2 separate regions of the Homo sapiens genome follow, and region 2 is linked to region 1. Evidence: chromatin loops called from intact Hi-C (ENCODE). Cell type or tissue: mammary epithelial cell. All regions are shown on one strand. Each heading gives the region's core, and the rest is flanking DNA. Links, peaks and the distances in the headings are about the cores only.

What was found. Peaks named below come from ENCODE experiments on the same cell type or tissue, not always from the same donor. Only the 100,000 strongest peaks of a DNase experiment are listed, where the experiment ranks them.
Region 2: a loop joins it to region 1, with 6 times the contacts of the local background. A loop is called at or near these places in 7 of 110 quality-filtered maps.

The regions. Positions count from the first base shown.
Region 1 is chr22:17,167,825-17,176,706 of GRCh38, forward strand. No RefSeq gene overlaps it. Among named protein-coding and RNA genes, the nearest start is that of HDHD5-AS1, 13 kb to the left of the region's middle. RefSeq lists an enhancer at 3,341-3,842 and a silencer at 3,693-4,122. In mammary epithelial cell, for the core only: CTCF peaks have their summits at 3,462, 3,759 (motif pointing right) and 4,149 (motif pointing left); DNase peaks (open chromatin) are centred at 3,747 and 4,077; H3K4me3 peaks cover 1,137 bases.
Region 2 is chr22:16,913,704-16,922,585 of GRCh38, forward strand. It overlaps the pseudogene IGKV2OR22-4 and the pseudogene IGKV2OR22-3. Among named protein-coding and RNA genes, the nearest start is that of GAB4, 90 kb to the right of the region's middle. RefSeq lists a silencer at 3,955-4,004. In mammary epithelial cell, for the core only: CTCF peaks have their summits at 3,898 (motif pointing right) and 6,480; a DNase peak (open chromatin) is centred at 2,208.

The sequences.
Region 1 (8,882 bases), core at 294-8,293:
CACTGTATCCACGTTGAAGACAGGCTGGTTTCTTGTGGGAAAGGGGCAATAAAAAGGAGAGGAGAGGAGGGAATAGGAGAAAGGAGAAGCTAGAAAGAAAGAAAGAAAAGGAAAGGCAAGAGAAGCTTGATCAAGGAAATTTTAAAACCCAACAGAGATGAAGAGGAGGGAGGAAGGAAACATCAGAAACATCAGTAGACAGAGTTCTTTTTCTTTTCTTTTTCTTTCTTTCTTTTTTTTTTTTTTTAGAGACTGGGTCTCCTTCTGTTGCCCAGGCTGGAGTGCAGTCACTCAGTCTCGACTCACTGCAGCCCCGACCTCCTGGGCTCAAGCAATCCTCCTACCTCAGCCTCCCCACCACACCCAGCTAAATTTTGTATTTTTTGGCAGATATGGGGTTTCGACGTGTTGCCCAAGCTGGTCTCAAACTCCTGAGCACAAGCAATCCACCCGCCTTGGCTTCCCAAAGTGCTGGGATTACAAGAGTATGAACCACTGCACCCAGTCTGACAGAGTTCTTTTTTTGTTTGTTTTGTGTTTTGTTTTGTTCTGTTTTTTTTTTGAGACGGAGTCTCACTCTGTTGCCCAGGCTGGAGTGCAATGGCACAATCTCGCCTCAGAGCAACCTCCGCCTCCCGGGTTCAAGTGATTCTCCCCCTTCAGCCTCTGGAGTAGCTGGGATTACAGTCTCCCACCATCATGCCTGGCTAATTTTTGTAGAGATGGGGTTTCACCAAGTTGGCCAAGCTGGTCTTGAACTCCTAACCTCAGGTGATCCACCTGCTTTGGCCTCCCAAACTGCTGGGATTACAGGCTGGAGCCAGCGTGCCTGGCCCCTGACAGAGTTCTAAGCATGTGGGAAGCATGCGAAGTCCACGCAAGTCCCTGGGCTGGGCTGCTAGCCTCCCTGCTTGGTACCTGGTGGCTGTTCCCCAGGAGGGCAGATAGACTCCCTGCTCTCTGCCCTCTTGTCATTGTGAGCTCCCTGGCCCATCCCTAGGCTGCACTGCACTTCCCAGTCAGGGCAGTGCCTGGACCCTCCAAATACAGCTCCTGCCATGGCCTCTTCCGAATCCTAGGGGCAAACGGGGCATTGATGCACTTAGCTCAGCCCTCACACTCTCCTGCCACCGACCCTGAGAAGGGGCAGCTGGCACCAGAGAGTCTCTGAGCTGAACCTGGGCTCATTCTGCAAGATCCTTCCTAGGGAGACTGGCATGCAGGCAAGGGGATCAGCTCCTGAAGGCCCCCAGACTCCCATAGGAGGGGAGGGAACTCCAGGGATAGGCAGAGGGAAGGCTCCTGGGGGAGTCAGTTGCCCTCCAGAGCCCAGGCTTACGGGTGGGCTGAGCAGATGGAGCCACTGCCTGATGCTGTCTCCCCATGCCCTGACTCCAAGTGACCCCACTGGCTGCTGCCCCTGTGGCTCCAGCCATGGATGGGTCCCAGCCTTTGACTGGCTGCACTTCATTGTATTTGATGGTTACTTTTTGGAGTCAACTTGACTGGATTGAGGGACACCTAGATAGCTGGTAAAGCAGTGTCTTGTGAGGCTGCTTCCAGAGGAGACTGGCGTATGAGTTGGTAGGCTGAGTGGGGAAGACGCCCTGTCAATATGGGAGGGTACCATCCAATCAGCTGGGAGCCTCGGTAGGACAAAAAGGCAGAGGAAGGGCAAATTTGCTGTCTCTCTCCTGGAGCTGGGACAGCCTTCTTCTCCTGCCCTTGGACATCAGAAGTCTAAGGGTCTTGACCTTTAGATGCTGGGACTTGCACCAGCAGCCCCCCAGGTTCTCAGGCCTTCAGTCTCAGACTGAGTCACACCTTCAGCTCCCCTGGTTCAGAGGCTTTCAGATTTGAACTGAGCCATGCTCCCAGCAGCCCCAGGTCTCCAGGCGGCCTGTCGTAGGACTTCTCAGGCCTCCATAATCACGTGGAGCCAATTCACCTAATAAATCCCTTCTCATCTATCTGTCTGTCTCCTATCTCTATCTATCTATCTATCTATCTATCTATCTATCTATCTATCTATCTATCTATCTACCTACCTACCTACCTGCATGCTATAGGTTCTGTCTCTCTGGAGAACCCTAATACGGTTGGGATGCAAATTGGAAGGCACACCACCTGTTAAGTAGTCCTGCTGAAAGAATCAATCCTAAATCTTATCAAGACTTGAGATCCAGGCGGGGCGCAGTGGCTCAGGCCTGTAATCCCGGCACTTTGGGAGGCTGAGGCAGGCAGATCACTTGAGGTCAGGAGTTCAAGACCAGCCTGGACAACATGGTGAGACCCCGTCTCTACTAAAATACAAAAATTCGCTGGGCACGTTGGCTCATGCCTATAATCCCAGCACTTTGGGAGGTGGCTGGATCACCTGAGGTCAGGAGTTCGAGACCAGCCTGGCCTACTAAAAATACAAAAATTAGCCGGGCGTGGTGGTGTGCATTTGTAATCCCAGCTACTTGGGAGGCTGAGGCAGGAGAATTGCTTGAACCTGGAAGGCAGAGGTTGCAGTGAGCCAAGATGGTGCCATTGCACTCCAGCCTGGGTGACAAGAGCAAAGACTTCATCTCAAAAAAATAAAAAATAAAAATAAAAAAATTAGGGAGGGCGTGGTGGCTCACGCCTGTAATCCCAGCACTTTGGGAGGCCGAGGTGGGCAGATCATGAGGTCAGGAGTTCAAGACCAGCCTAGTCAACATGGTGAAACCCCGTCCCTACTAAAAATACAAAAATTAGCCAGGTGTGGTGGCGCACACCTGTAATCCCAGCTACTCGGGGGGCTGAGGCAGGATAATTGCTTGAACCCGGGAGGCAGGGGTTGCAGTGAGCCGAGATCGCACCATTGCACTCCATCTGTGGGCGACAGAGCAAGACTCCATCTCGAAAAAAATAATAATACAAAATTAGCCGGGCATGGTGGTGTGCGCCTGTGGTCCAGATGAGGCAGGAGAATAGCCTGAACCCAGGAGGTGGAGGCTGCAGTGAGTTGAGATTGTGCCACTGCACTCCAGTCTGGGGAACAGAGTGAGACCCTGTCTCAAAAAAAAAAAAAAAGAGTTCAGAACAGTGTGGATACTGTGCTGCCTTTTATATGAGAGCAGGAAAAAATATATATATTTGCTTTTGTTTATTTTGCATAAAGAAACACAAGAAACTAAGCCTGGTGGGAGAATGGGTGGGATGGGAAAGAGGACAGTGGAAAACAGAGGTGGATAGAAGCCTTTCGAATGTGTTCCTTTTCATACTTTTTGAATTTTTGAAATGTGATTGTATATAGATTCATTTTAATTTTAAATGTAATTAAAATTTAAAATTCATTACGGCACTACTCTCTCATCCTGTACTATGGGCTCTACCCTTTTTTGTTTGTTTGTTTTTGTTTTGTTTTGAAGAGACAGAGTCTCGCTGTTTTCCCCAGGCTGGTCTAGAACTCCTGGGCTCTAGCGCCCCGCCTGGGCCTCCCAGAATGCGGGACTACAGGCGCCGCCACCACCCGGCGTCTACTCTAAATGCATAGAGGCCAGGATGACCCAAGGTCACCAGCGGCCGATGCTGCCTGGCAGGGGCTTGAGGCCGGGAGGGGACCCTGCGGACAGGCGAGACCATGTGTGATCTGTGGGAAGCAACTAAACCGGCGTATTCGCGGCAGGGGAGCTCTGTGCCGTCCCGCGGCCCCACCCCGCTCTGCCATGGGAAGCCGTAGCTTGGCGCTGCCCACAGTGACGCGAGGGACTCCGAGGGCACCCGGGCCGGGGTGGACACGGGAGTGGGCCCGGGCGCGGCCGGCAGGGGGCAGCAGCGCCGCGCCGCCCGCGCAGTTCCACAGGTGCGCCGAGCCTGGGGCCATCGCCTCCCTCCGGCCGCCGTCCCCAGCGAATCGCCGCCTGCGTTCTGCCGTTTCCCCGCCACCGCAGCCACCCGGGGCCCGGGGGGCCGCAGCCATCCGCAAGCCGCGGGGCGGCGGGACCGGGCGGGCCGCTAGGGACGCCGGACGAAGGGAGCCCGCGGGCGGGGTCTGGGCGCCTACATCCTTGCTCCCAGGGAGGAAGGGACAGGAAACTGAAGCTGTTTCCGGGGCTGACCCCGGCCAGAGAGAGCAGGGCTCGGGAGAGTCGGCGCGTCCCGGAGGCGGCGCCCCCTGGAGGCCGGTGTGCTTTGGCTCTGCAGCGGGGGAGATTAGGGGTGGAGGCCGACCGATCCCACTCAGCCAGGACTGGCAGGCGCCGGGAGCTCACTGGGAGGCAAGTGCCGACCCCCGAAACCCACTCCAGACAAGCGAAGAAAACAGCTCTGTGTCCCAGGACGAGCACATACCTACTGTCACCCACTGTGCGACCTGGAAGAGTTACTGACCCTCTCTGGGCCTTAATCAGTCATCAGAAACACAAACGCGTAGATAAGATGGTCTTTAGGCCTCTCCCAGCTCTGCTATTCTGTGAATCTAAGAAACTCTAGTCCCTCCACCAGTCCCCACCCCGGGCTGGCTTCGCTTCAGGGAGGCCTGGCTGAGCTGGGGCCCTCATCCAAGGTCTTTGCACGGTTCCTCAGCAAAGGTGTTTTGGAAGGCTGGGTCCCACCCCTTCCCGGCGGAGGAAGAGGCTATTGGCTAAAAAGCCTGGACAAATTCAAAACCAGCAGCTCGGCCCCGGTTTTTTCGGAGCACAGCCAAACCCAAATCACACCTCTGCACCTACCTAGCTCCAGAGATCTAGACAGCATTTACAGCCCCCAAATGTTATTTTTACACCCTTTCCAGGCAGGGAAGGACAGAGGAGGGTAAGCTATTTTTAGGATGACTGCTATTTAAAGTAACATACTGGCCTGGCAAGGTGGCTCTGGCCTGTAATCCCAGTGCCTTGGGAGATACAGGCAGGAGAATCACGTGAGGCCATGAGTTCAATACTATCCTGGGCAACAAAAGGAGACCCCCATCTCTATTAAACAGCCGGGCGTGGTGGTGCGCGTCTGTCGTCCCAACTACTGGAGAGGCAGGCTGAGGCGGGAGGGTCCCTTGAGCCCAGGAGTTCAAGATTATAGTGAGCTATGATCACAGCACTGCCCTCCAGGCTGGGCAGTGAGACCCTGTCTCAAAACAATAAATTAAGTAACCTAGACTATGTATGTGAAAATAATATTTCCAACCCTAGCATGCTGACTTCATCTGAGCTTACAGATGCATTTTCATACAGTCCTCCCCAAGGGATCAGTTCCTGTGAGAGCCAAGGATGGCACCACTCATTGAAATCCTGACCATGGGAAGGCGTCATTTGGGATTCCGGAATGGGTGGCTGAAGCAGTTTACAGAATCGCGTTCTGGTGAGCTTTAAGAATGGAACAGGCGCCGGGTGCGGTGGCTCACGGCTGTAATCCCAGCACTTTGGGAGGCCGAGGCAGCCAGATCACTTGAGGTCAGGAGGTCGAGATCAGCCTGGCCAACATGGTGAAGCCCCGACTTTACTAAAAATACAAAAATTAGCCAGGTGTGATGGCGCGTGCCTGTAATCCCAGCTACTAGGGAGGCTGAGGCAGGAGAATCACTTGAACTGGGATGGTGGAGGTTGCAGTGAGCCGAGATCATGCTACTACACTCCAGCCTGGGCGACAGAGTGAGACTCAGTCTCAAAAAAAAAGAAAATAAAAAGAAACAGGGACATCTTCCTGAGGAAGTCTCGGGCTGCTCTTCCTGAAGGTGAGGCTGGTTGCATAGTCTTTCAAGGTCCCTCACAAGCTGAGGCTCCTGTAAGTTTTCTCTTTTCAGCTAGTCTTTTCAAACGAACACACCTCCACCTCGCTTTCCTCCTTCCAAATGAAGAGCTGATCTAGAGCAGGCGCAGATCCAGATTTTGGGGCAGTCCTGAGGTTTATACATATTTGAAGGGTCTTCTTAAGGAAAAAAGAATAAAATCTGACTAACACACATTTCCTCTGAAATGGCAGCTTCGGGAGCACTGCTAAGGTAGCCGAGCCCTCCATTCCAGTGGCCACTTCCAGTCTAACAATTCCACCGTTTTCTCTTCTTTTTTCAACTCTTTCCATTCCAGTGGCCACTTCCAGTCTAACAATTCCATCGTTTTCTCTTCTTTTTTCAACTCTTTCCATTCCAGTGGCCACTTCCAGTCTAACAATTCCATCGTTTTCTCTTCTTTTTTCAACTCTTTCCCTCTTCCTGCCCATTTTTTTTATTTGTTTTGTTTTGGATGCTTGTTTGTTTGTTTTTGAGACAGAGTCTCGCCCAGGCTGGAGTGCAGTGGCATGATCTTGGCTCACTGCAACCTCCGCCTCCTGTGTTTAAGCGATTCTCCTGCCTCAGCCTCTTGAGTAGCTGGGATTACAGGTGCCCACCACCATGTCTGGCTAATTTTTTTTATTTTTAGTAGGGACGGGGTTTCACCATGTTGGCCAGGCTGGTTTCGAACTCTTGACCTCAAGTGATCCACCCGCCTCAGCCTCTCAAAGTGCTAGGATTGCAGGGATGAGCTACCATGCCTGGCCATAATATTCCCATTTTAATATGCATAAATTGTATTTCTGTGTCTACACACACACACACACACACACACACACACTCCAGTAACAATGAGCACATCTAGTGCCTAGATCAGGGCTACTAAATATTATTCTCTACTGAAAGGAACAGAGCTCCCTGGAGAAATGGCTGAGCTCAGGCATGACACAGGGAAAGTACAAAATGAAGGTAGAACATTTTATTGCGTAAGGAAGAATGGCCAGATGCAGTGGTTCACACCTATAATCCCAGCACTTTGGGAGGCTGAGGTGGGCAGATTGCTTGAGCTCAGGAGTTTGAGACCAGCCTGGGCAACATGGCAAAACCCCATCTCTACAAAAAATACAAAAATTAGCCAGACGTGGTGGTACGTGCTTGTAGTCCCAACTACTAGGGAGGGTGAGGTAGGAGGATCTCTTGAGCCTGTGGGGTCAAGGCTGCAATAAGCTGTGATGGTGCCACTGTACTCCAGCCTGGGGGATGGAGCAAGACCCTGTCACAAAAAAAAAAAAAAAAAGGAAAAAGTAAGAAAGTTCTCAATTATAGAACTTTATCAGCAGCCAACTTAACAGGGCTCCCATGGCCAGATCTGGAATAGTGTAAGCATCACAATAAATAGTGCTAGTAATGGATTATAGCTCATTGAATACAACCTGAATCCCTGAGTCGTACAGCTAGAAGGAAAAAAGGGGCCGGGCACAGTGGCTCACGCCTATAATCCCAGCACTTTGGGAGGCCGAGGCGTGCGGATCGCCTGAGGTCAGGAGTTCGAGACCAGCCTGGCCAACATGGTGAAACCCTATCTCTACCAAAAATACAAAAATTAGCTAGGCGTGGTGGTAGGCGCCTGAAGTCTCAGCTACTTGGGAGGCTGACGCAGGAGAATCACTTGAACCTGGGAGGTGGAGGTTGCAGTGAGCCGAGACTGCACCATTGCACTCTAGCTTGGGCAACAAGAGCAAAACTCTGTCTCAAAAAAAAAAAAAAGGAAAAAAGGAAGCTGGGAGGGAAGGAATTGTTCTTCCTTGCAGCAAAATGGCAACTAATATGGAAGAAATGGTAGAATTAGAAAATCACCATTTTGGCCAGGCACAGTGGATCACGCCTATAATCCCAATGCTTTGGGAGGCTGAGGTGAGAGGATTGCTTGAGCCCAGGTGTTTGAGCCATATTGGGCAACATAGTGAGACTTTGTTTGTATCAAAAAAAAAGTTTTAATTAGCTGGTTGCGGTGATGCATACCTGTAGTCCCAGCTACTTGAGACGCTGAGGCTGGAGGATTTCTTGAGCCCAACAGGTCAAAGCTGCAGTGAGTCGTGATCATACCACTGCACTCTAGCCTGGGTGACAGAGCGAGACCCAGAAAAAGAAAAAAAAAAAAAAAAAAAGAAGGAAGGAAGGAAAAAAAAATCACCATTTGATGGTTGTATTTTCCAAAATATTTTCCAACGACTTCTCTTATCCTATATATTCTTTTTTATAATGTGACTTTGACAATCTTCTATCAAAAGTTGGGATCTCTGTCTCCTCCGCTTAAAACCAGGAGGTGTTTTTTGTTACTGTTGGGACCAACGAAGTATGGCAGAAATAATGCCATGTGACTTCCAGAATCTTCCATTTATTCCGTGGAATACTTACCCCAGAAGTTGAGGCCAATGGGAAGAAGCCCAAACTAGCCATAGGAGAGCACCAGCTGAGCCCTGGGGCTGTGCAGAGAGGTGACCCCTGGCGGCCCGTCAGCTCCAGCTCTGCCTCCACTGTGACAAGGACCTCATGAGAGACCCAGAGCAGAACTGTCCAGCTGGGCTCTGCCCAAACCCCTGACCCACAGACACTGGGAGAGATCATAAATTTGTTTGTTTGTTTTGGGTTTGGTTTTGAAATGGAGTTTCACTCTTGTTGTCCAGGCTGGAGTGCAATGGCACCATCTCGGCTCACTGCAACCTCCGCCTCCCGGGTTCAAGCTATTCTCCTGCCTCAGCCTCCCAAGTAGCTAGGATTACAGGCGTGCGCCACCATGCCTGGCTAATCTTGTATTTTTAGTAGAGACGGGGTTTCCCCATGTTGGTCAGGCTGGTCTCAAACTTCTGACCTCAGGTGATCCGCCCGCCTCGGCCTCCCAAAGTGCTGGGATTAAAGATGTGAGCCACCACGCCTGGCCCCATAAATTTTTATTTTTGTTTCAAACCACTACGTTTTGGGATAATTTGCTACACAGCAATAAACGGAACAGCAACCATGATAGTAATAGCAGATTTAGACAAAAGTCCTCAGTGGATGCAAGCACTAATGGGTAAAGTTTTAAGGAGGAGTGAAGACTTTTACATAAAGTGTCTCCTCTCCAAATATGTGTTAATTACTAAGGGAAAAA
Region 2 (8,882 bases), core at 621-8,620, 250 kb before region 1:
GGAGAGACGGTTTGGTGGGAGTCAGAGAGCAGAATTAGGAAGATGGGAGAGTATGAATTTCCCAATATGACTAAGTGTCATCGCGTGTGAAATAAACCCCAAGATGGTCATTTCCCATATGTGTTCTACTTGTGTTGTCACTAAACTGCATCCATGGTCTGGTTATTCTGACAGTTACATGAACTTGACAAATGTGGGCAAGACAGGGAGGGTGAGGATGTGAGCTTTCATTCACTCTCCCTTCATCATAGCTGGTTGCTCCCAGGGCACGTAGCCCCCATGAATTCTCCTCCTCCTGATGCCTTCCCCAGGCTGTGACTGCTGGTGGGGCCTTAACATATGAAATCTGAGGTGCTACTGAGGCTGTCATGGACCAGCGTCCTCAGCAGCAAACCTTGCCCTGACATCCCCAACAGCCTTCTCCTCTGCAGACTCAAAGACTCTGCTCAGCTGTTCCCTCAGACAAGCAGCCCATGCGGGCAGCTGGGTCAACCCAGCAGGGAGGTTTCTGTTCGAGGATGTAGCACTGTGGGCGGAGTTTGTAGAGCTTGCATGCAGTAATAAACCCCAACATCCTAAGCCTCCACCCTACTGATTTTCAGAGTGAAATCAGTGCCTGACCCACTGCCACTGAACCTGTCTGGAACTCCAGAGGCCCGGTTGGAAACCTCATAGATCAGGAGCTGTGGAGACTGGCCTGGCTTCTGCAGGTACCAATTCAAATAGGTGTATTCATCATCAGTATCCAAGAGGCTCTCACTAGATCTGCAGGAGATGGAGGCTGGCTCTCCAGGAGTGACAGGCAGGGAGAGTGGAGTCTGGGTCATCACAATGTCCCCACTGGATCCTGAAATAATAACAGAGAAGTGCAAGGTTATATAAACACATTTTGAGCAACTTTCATGATTTTCCTTAAGATTTTGATTTAGAGTTACATATTTTTTCAAGTTTTGATTTTTATCATGAAAAGTAGACTTTCTAAAATGAACCAATTTGTTACTAGCCAGCAGGGAGCAGTTTATTTTCAAGAGCTTAATCAGAGCACTGGTCATTTTTCCTGGGAGATGATTCCTGACTATTCCTGAGACAAAAAATACGAGTAATCTTTCCCGGAGCACAGACCATGTGCCCGTAACACATGGTTGAAATAAAAATAGGAAGCTGTGGAGACCCCAGATCTCACCCTCCCACCCCATTTTCTCACCTCACTTTTGATCCTATCCTTACCAGAGACCCAGAGCATTAGCAGCCCCAGGAGCTGAGCAGGGAGCCTCATTGTGAGAAGGTGAACTGAGGAGTCCTGATCAGTCAAGGCAAGGTTAGAGCTGAGCTTTTATCTCAGACTCACAAGGGAAGGTCCTCCCTAAGGGACAACATGCAAATCACCTGGTGGGTGCAGTGGTGTGGAAAAGGTTGATGGGGCAGGGGGAATGTCTCTTCTGTGAACAATGTGACATAAAATGTTTGCTGGAGCCAAACAAATGTAGTTCAAGTCAAGTTTGCCTGTGGTCAAGGGAAGAAGGCTCTGACTGTGGAAGTTGGGACCTTGGGCAGGGACACATTGTGCAGTGCATGCCACACTGAGAACGCACAAGGACCCTGACAACGTGGAAATGTGTTTCTAGGATGCATCTTTGGGAGGTGAATGCCATCCTGCAGGCCTCCCTCCCAATCAATCTAGAGAAAGAAAACAGCCCCATTCCCACAAGCACAGACGGGCAGAGGGCCTGCAAATGAAAAGTGCTCCTGAGCCAGTTCAAGTGTTGCCTCGTATGTGCTGTTTCCAGGATAACTGTTCAATATTATTCAGTGCAAGTGTTAGAATCTCCCCGTCCCTGGCACCTGATGAGTGAGCCCCAAAAAAGCGCTCCGTCCAAGGGCCTCACAGGGAGAATGATGTGGGTCTCTACATTTAGAGCCAAGAGCCCAGCATAAGTAAGAGGCAATGGGGCAAGAATGTTACACCTCAGGCAGTGAATACAAAATTCCTGGTGACCAACTGTTCAATCTGGGATAATCGCATCATAATCATCTCACATATACAAGATTAACCAGCAGGATCTCATAGGGAAGAATTTCCTTGGTTAATGATACAAAGCAAATAAGAAATAACATTGCATGATGTTTTTCTGAGTGGTGCTTACGAAAACTCTTCTCACACAGCCTCCCTGGTCATGTGGCATCAGGTCCTGTGAGGGCTTCCAGGTTATGGCCAACCCTGAGTGAGACCTGAGTCACCCCCAGCCTGGATGTGGTGCAGCCACAGCCATGAGTCTGCAGTTGAAAAGGAAATTGTCTATGTGAGAAGAGCAAGGACTGCATCTACAGTTTTATGTCTCAGGGTAACCTGGACCTGTAACTGACATTTTCATGGTTTCATGTAAAGATGCACATGGTTCAGGGGTGTGAGTCTTTCACACAGCTGATCATTACAAAGGGAAACAATCTCATGTTTCTTGATTTGTTCGTGGTGTGCTTAGTATTTAATTGAACAGCTCCTGAATAATTCTGCCAACACCAAACACTATCACAAAGACAGTCACATTTCTGGGAAAAAAAAATTCAGCTACAACTGAAAGACTAGCTTGTAGTGCTATGTAATCTTGGGTAATTTAACAAAAATTTATATTTAATTGCCCAAGAACACAAATACATGAAATTCTAGGTAAGATTCCAGAAGAAAGCTTGGTTTCAATATCTTCTGAGAAATCTACCAAAATAACCTTTTTTCCAAGATTGGAAAAGATAATTGAATAAAAATAATATTATAGACCTTTCAATGTTTAACACCATTGCAATAATGGGGGTTAAGGAGATCAAATTGTGCTTAAGAAATTTGATTAAAGGCTCACAGTAAACTGTAGAAAACTATGTCAATTTTATTTACTCTTTTCTCATTAAATTTCGTAACTTTTGTGCACTTGACTTTTTCTTATGTTATTAACCAATTCAAACCTGCTTCTTATTCTTCAAAAAGTGAGACTCCTAAATAATCATACTAGTGAACAATAGAAACATCAGAGGCTGAAGGAAAAGAAAAAGAAAACACAATCAGCCTAACTAAAGTAGAACGAGATGGTGCATCATATTGTAAGTTTTAAATAATTATTCTGAAAGGGTATTAAATGAGGAATCAGTTCTATCTATAATTAAAAACAAACTTGAATTGCAGGGAAGTGACTAACAATAAAAAAATTTGTCAGGTTTTCTTTTACTAAAGGTCAATTCTTGAAAATGTTGTTTTTGCAAAGTATTCCTTAAGAAGCTTGAATTTAAGATAGTCTTGCTATTTCCTATGAAACTTAGTAATACATCGTTAAGAAGGTTACCATTGTGATTTTTAAAAATCTCATGATCTGTTGCTGTACATAAATATAAATTGTGAAATTTTGTAGAAATCTTTTTTAGTCAGAAAAGAGCTTTGAAATTACTCTTTATTACCTATAGACTTAAAGGATAATATTACTAATTCTGATTAGAAACCTCCCTTTCTTATCTGTTGACACATTATGCCAAGGCTTTCACAACAGCAGACAAAGCTGGTCACTCCACAGTGGACACAGATCAGAAGGTGTCACAACCACCTCCATTCGGATCTAGGTGTGCGGCAGGCCTCTGCCTCTGAGTGTCTCTAACATGAACCATGGTCACCTGAATGAGGGAGGACTTATACAGGTGGGGTTTATTATGGCTGTGTCTCCTTTTCCTGATGCGGTTAGTTTGGGGTCCATAAAACTGGGAGCAACTGCATTATTCGTAAGACTTGGCAAGAGTCTTAGAAGTGGAACTGTTTGTGTTCATGACCCTGGAGTCAGTGTTTGGGGTGGACACTGTGATCCGATTTGTACGGGATTGGAATGACTTGCGGGCTCATCAAGGAAAAAGAGATGGCCACAGGGGGGCAGTCGCACACATGACTTTATTGGGTGACGTTTTGTCAGGTTTGCAGAGAGAAGCCCCTCCCAGCAGGAATCTGTGCAGAGAATAAGCTGCCAGGCTTGCTTCTCGAAACGATGGGACACTGGACAAGGGGCTGTGTGTCTAGGGGACGCCTCACAGCAGCACAGTGGGGAGTTTCTGGTTTAAGGTTTTCATAACTGGGGTTTATCTTACTGCGAGTAGATGTGGTTGAAATTTTCTGGACATGCAAAGTAAGTATTTTCTAAAAGGCTAAAAGTATTCTTCTTTGGGCTGTTGTTAAAATAATTGCATTGTAAAATTTGAGTTTGGAACAGGCCATTAGGAAGTAAACACAGTTTTGGCCGGGCCCGGTGGCTCACGCCTGTAATCCCAGCACTTTGGGAGGCCAAGGTGTGCGGATCACAAGGTCAGGAGTTGGAGACCAGCCTGACCAACATGGTGAAACCGCGTCTCTACTAAAAATACAAAAATTAGCTTGGCATGGTGGCACGTGCCTGTAGTCCCAGCTACTCGGGAGGCTGAGGCAGGAGAATTGCTTGAACCCGTGAGGCGGAGGTTGCATTGAGCCAAGATCACGCCATTGCACTCCAGCCTGGTTGACAGAGTGAGACTCCGTCTCAAAAAAAAAAGAAGTAAACACAGTTTTGAAATAAACAACATGGGGGCCAGGACCCACAGGCCATCTTTAGCTCATTTCTATGTCACTGTTTCTAATTCTGTAGACTTTGTTCTACAGACGGCATTAGTCCATATTTTCCAAACCAACACTACCATGGATGAGGTTGAGTAACACAGAGGCCTGTTCCCCACTTGGGGCACAATGAAGGTTCTTTTTGTTAAAGGGGAGAGTTTATCTTTGCATGCAAGCCACCCACTGAGCATCCCTTCGTGAAGCTGCAGGTCCTGTGACTGGATTCCTGGCTGCAAGGCACCGGGGGTTGAAGCTGTCTGCATTATCTCACTAACTGTAAATTGTCACTCACTGGAGAATATATTCACAGATAAATATTCTGGAACACAGACAGCTCAGGGAATGAAGGCTTCATGAATGTGTATCTTCTGCTTCTGAGAATTCATCTCTCCGGCACTGGAAGAAACAGGGTTGTTCATATGTTGTACCTTCAGACCGTGTTCTAGACCTGTCTAAGCTGACCCTGTTTCCAAATATTTGAGTTATTGTTCTTTACTTTTCCTTGGAAAAAATGTTTAGAAATCCTATAAAACTATATACACAGCTGTGGGAATAAGTGGTGAGTTTTTCCTCTGTGCTTGCTAATCTTTCTGCAGGGCCCACCTCACCTACCAACAAACTGCAGAAAGGGAAGCAATGATTCTCTTTCCTTCCTGAGCATTCTGTGTCCACGTCACTTCAATCTCTGTCTCTGTCTTCAAATCACCTTCTCTTCTGCAGTCTTTGTTAAATGTCTGCCTATCTATCTTATAAGGACAATCGTGATGTCCTTATAAGATAGAGATAGGCAGACATTTTAACAAAGCCTTTTTATTGACCCACCTGGACCAGGGCCCATCTGGTCAATACAGGATGATCTGCCCATTTCATAATCCTTAACTTTCATGTCCGATTAAATTCTGATGAGAAAGCAAAATGGGCTAAAAACTTCATCCTGAAGGAAACATTCATGTTTAATGCACAGGAACTGCAGATGAAGCCTGAGTTCTCCCTCCTCACCAGAGAGTTGGAAAAGCAGGAGGAAGAGGAGCAAAGCTGGGTCCCCGCCTCCATGAGGGCCTCCTAAGGCTGCTCCTGCTCACAGAGGGTGGGGAAGGTGGATAGTCAGCTTGCGCTGCCACACCAAAAACACTGATCTGGATGACATAAACCACAGAATTTAATTTTCATGTTTCACATTTTTGGTGCCCAGATCAATGTCCAGCAGGGTTCGCTTTCTGGTAAAGACCTTCTTCCGGGTTTGCAGATGCCACCTGGGCTATGACCTGATAAATATCTATATACATTTTGCCATGCAACTTTTAAACATAACAGAAATGACACATTGGAATTTTAATTGTACTTACTACGGAATCCATTATCTTTTTTTTTTTTTTTTTTTGAGACGGAGTCTCGCTCTGTCGCCCAGGCCGGACTGCGGACTGCAGTGGTGCAATCTCGGCTCACTGCAAGCTCCGCTTCCCGGGTTCACGCCATTCTCCTGCCTCAGCCTCCTGAGTAGCTGGGACTACAGGCGCCCGCCACTGCGCCCGGCTAATTTTTTGTATTTTTAGTAGGGACGGGGTTTCACCTTGTTAGCCAGGATGGTCTCGATCTCCTGACCTCATGATCCACCCGCCTCGGCCTCCCAAAGTGCTGGGATTACAGGCGTGAGCCACCGCGCCCGGCCGAATCCATTATCTTAAAATAAATCATCTCAAGTATAATTTAAGCCCTTAGCCTGCATCGGGATCTTGTTCTATTAATTCAATCAGTCTTATGTGTCTCTGCACCGTATTATCACAGGTAACAGACATCACTCATTACTCGGAGTCATACAAATGGATTTGGCAGAAAAATCGGATCATGGATGCAGACTAGTGGCAACACAAGTGAAATACATGTTAGAAATGACTCGTTTGGAAATAGTTTTCTACATGTTAGCACTTGGTCATATTGGGAAATTGCCATCTTCCTAGTTTGGAAACTTTCTCTCTCATTTACCACTCACATGAAACTGCCCGCTCTAGCATTATGGTGGAGAAAGCACTATTGCTTTTGTAACAGAAAGCATTTCTGTTAGGTTTTAAAGTTGCATGGCAAAATGTATATAGATATTTATCACACTGCAGCCCTCAAATTAAAAAAGCAGATAAATTTAGTGCACTATTGTCAATGAAATCTATTAAAAGAGACGATTCAAATACATTTTCAGGAAAAAATAGTGTCATGTAAAAATAATGCATTTTTTCATTTTTTAAATCATTTTCTTATGACAGCATAGAACTAAATATTTCTTCTCTAAAATACTATGTCTGTAAAATAATTTTAAAATTCTAAGAATTTGAGAAGGAAATAAAAATCGCATGTAATTCTACATTTTTCCTGTGGTACATCACATAAACTTTATGTTTTACATCTGAATTGTGTTGTTTATTTTCAAAGTCCACTTTTGGAATTGCAAGACCTCCATTTTTCTGTCAGCAAAAGGTAACTGAGGCATGTCAAACTATTTTGGTATTATTATCTTACATTTGACATGGATTTTAAAAATCCGTAAGTGGAAAAAAAATCAAATAGGTTATCTATTTATTCTGAGCCATACTTCCCTGACAGCTGGTGTACAATGCTTTCTCCATCATAATACTAGGGAGGGCAGGTTCATGTGAGTGGTGAAGGAGACAGAAAGTTTGGAAAGTGGGAAGATAGCAATTTCCCAGCATGACCAAATGTTATCATGTGTAAAACTATTCCCAAACCAGTCGTTTCTAACATGTATTTCACTTGAGTTACCACTAACCTGCTTCCATGATCTGATTGTTCTGCCAAATAAATGGACTCGAAAAATGTGGGCAAGAGAGGGAGGATGAGGATGAGTTTTCATTCGCTCTCCCTTCATTAGAGCTGGTTGTTCCCAGAGCACGTGGCCACATGTGACAACTGATGGAGCCTTAACATGTGGGACTGAGGTGCAACTGAGTCTCTCATGGGCCATAGTCCTCAGCAGCAAACTCTGCCCTGAATTCTCCAAGAACCTCCTGTTCTGCAGACCCAGAGACCCTGCTGAGCTGCTCCCCAGACAAGCAGTGCATGTGAGCAGCTGGGATGCCACAGGAGGGAGGTTTCTTTTGGGGGCTGTACCACTGTGGGAGGAGTTTGTAGAGCTTGCATGCAGTGATAAACCCCAACATCTTCAGCCTCCACCCGGCTGATTTTCAGTGTGAAATCAGTGCCTGACCCACTGCCACTGAGCCTGTCTGGGACTGCAGAGGCCCGGTTCAAAACCAAATAGATCAGGAGCTGTAGAGACTGGCCTGGCTTCTGCAGGTACCAAATAGGTTTATTCCCCCCTGTATACAAGGCTGTGACTAGACCTGCAGAAGGAGATGGAGGCCAGCTATCCAGGGGTGACGAGCAGGGAGAGTGGAGTTTGGGTCATCATAATATCCCCACTGGACCCTGAAATAACATGAAAGAAGTGTAAGGTTATATAGACACACTATGAGCAACTTTCATGATTTCCCTTATGATATTCATTTACAGTTACGTATTTTTTCAAGTTTAGATTTATATCATCAAAAGTAGACTTTCTAAAATGAATGCACAATTTACTAGCCAGTACGAAACTCTATTTTCAAGATCTTAACCAGAGCACTGGTCATAGTTCCTTGGAGAATCCTGGTTATTCATAAGGCAAGAATATGAATTCTCTTTCCTGGAGCATAGACCATGTGCCTCTAACACGTTTGAAATAAATATAGGAAGCTGTGGAGCCCCCAGATCTCACCCTCCCACCCCATTTTCCCACCTCATCTTATTTCTATCCTTACCAGGGACCCATAGCATTAGCAGCCCCAGGAGCTGAGCAGGGAGCCTCATTGTGAGAAGGTGAACTGAGGAGTCCCGATCAGTCAAGGCAAGGTTAGAGCTAAGCTTTTATCTCAGACTCACAAGGGAAGGTCCTCCCTAAGGGACAACATGTAAATCACCTGGTGGGTGCAGTGGAGTGGAAAGAGTCAAGGGAAGGGTGAAGGGGCCTCTCTTGTGAGAAAAGTTCCTTAAATGTCTTCTCTGTTTGGAGGGAAACCAACAGAGATAAAATCTATGCTGCATGAGTAGGATAAATTCCCTGACCCTTTCGTCTCCTCTCTTAGATTTCCTGTTTCTTAGCACTTCCCAGGGGCACTTTTCACTTCTCCTTACTAAGGTTGAGATTCCATAAGTAACTGATAATTCTTCTTTCTTTTTTTGTATTTGTTTGAGTCCAGAATTGGCTTTTTCAGTTTTTTAT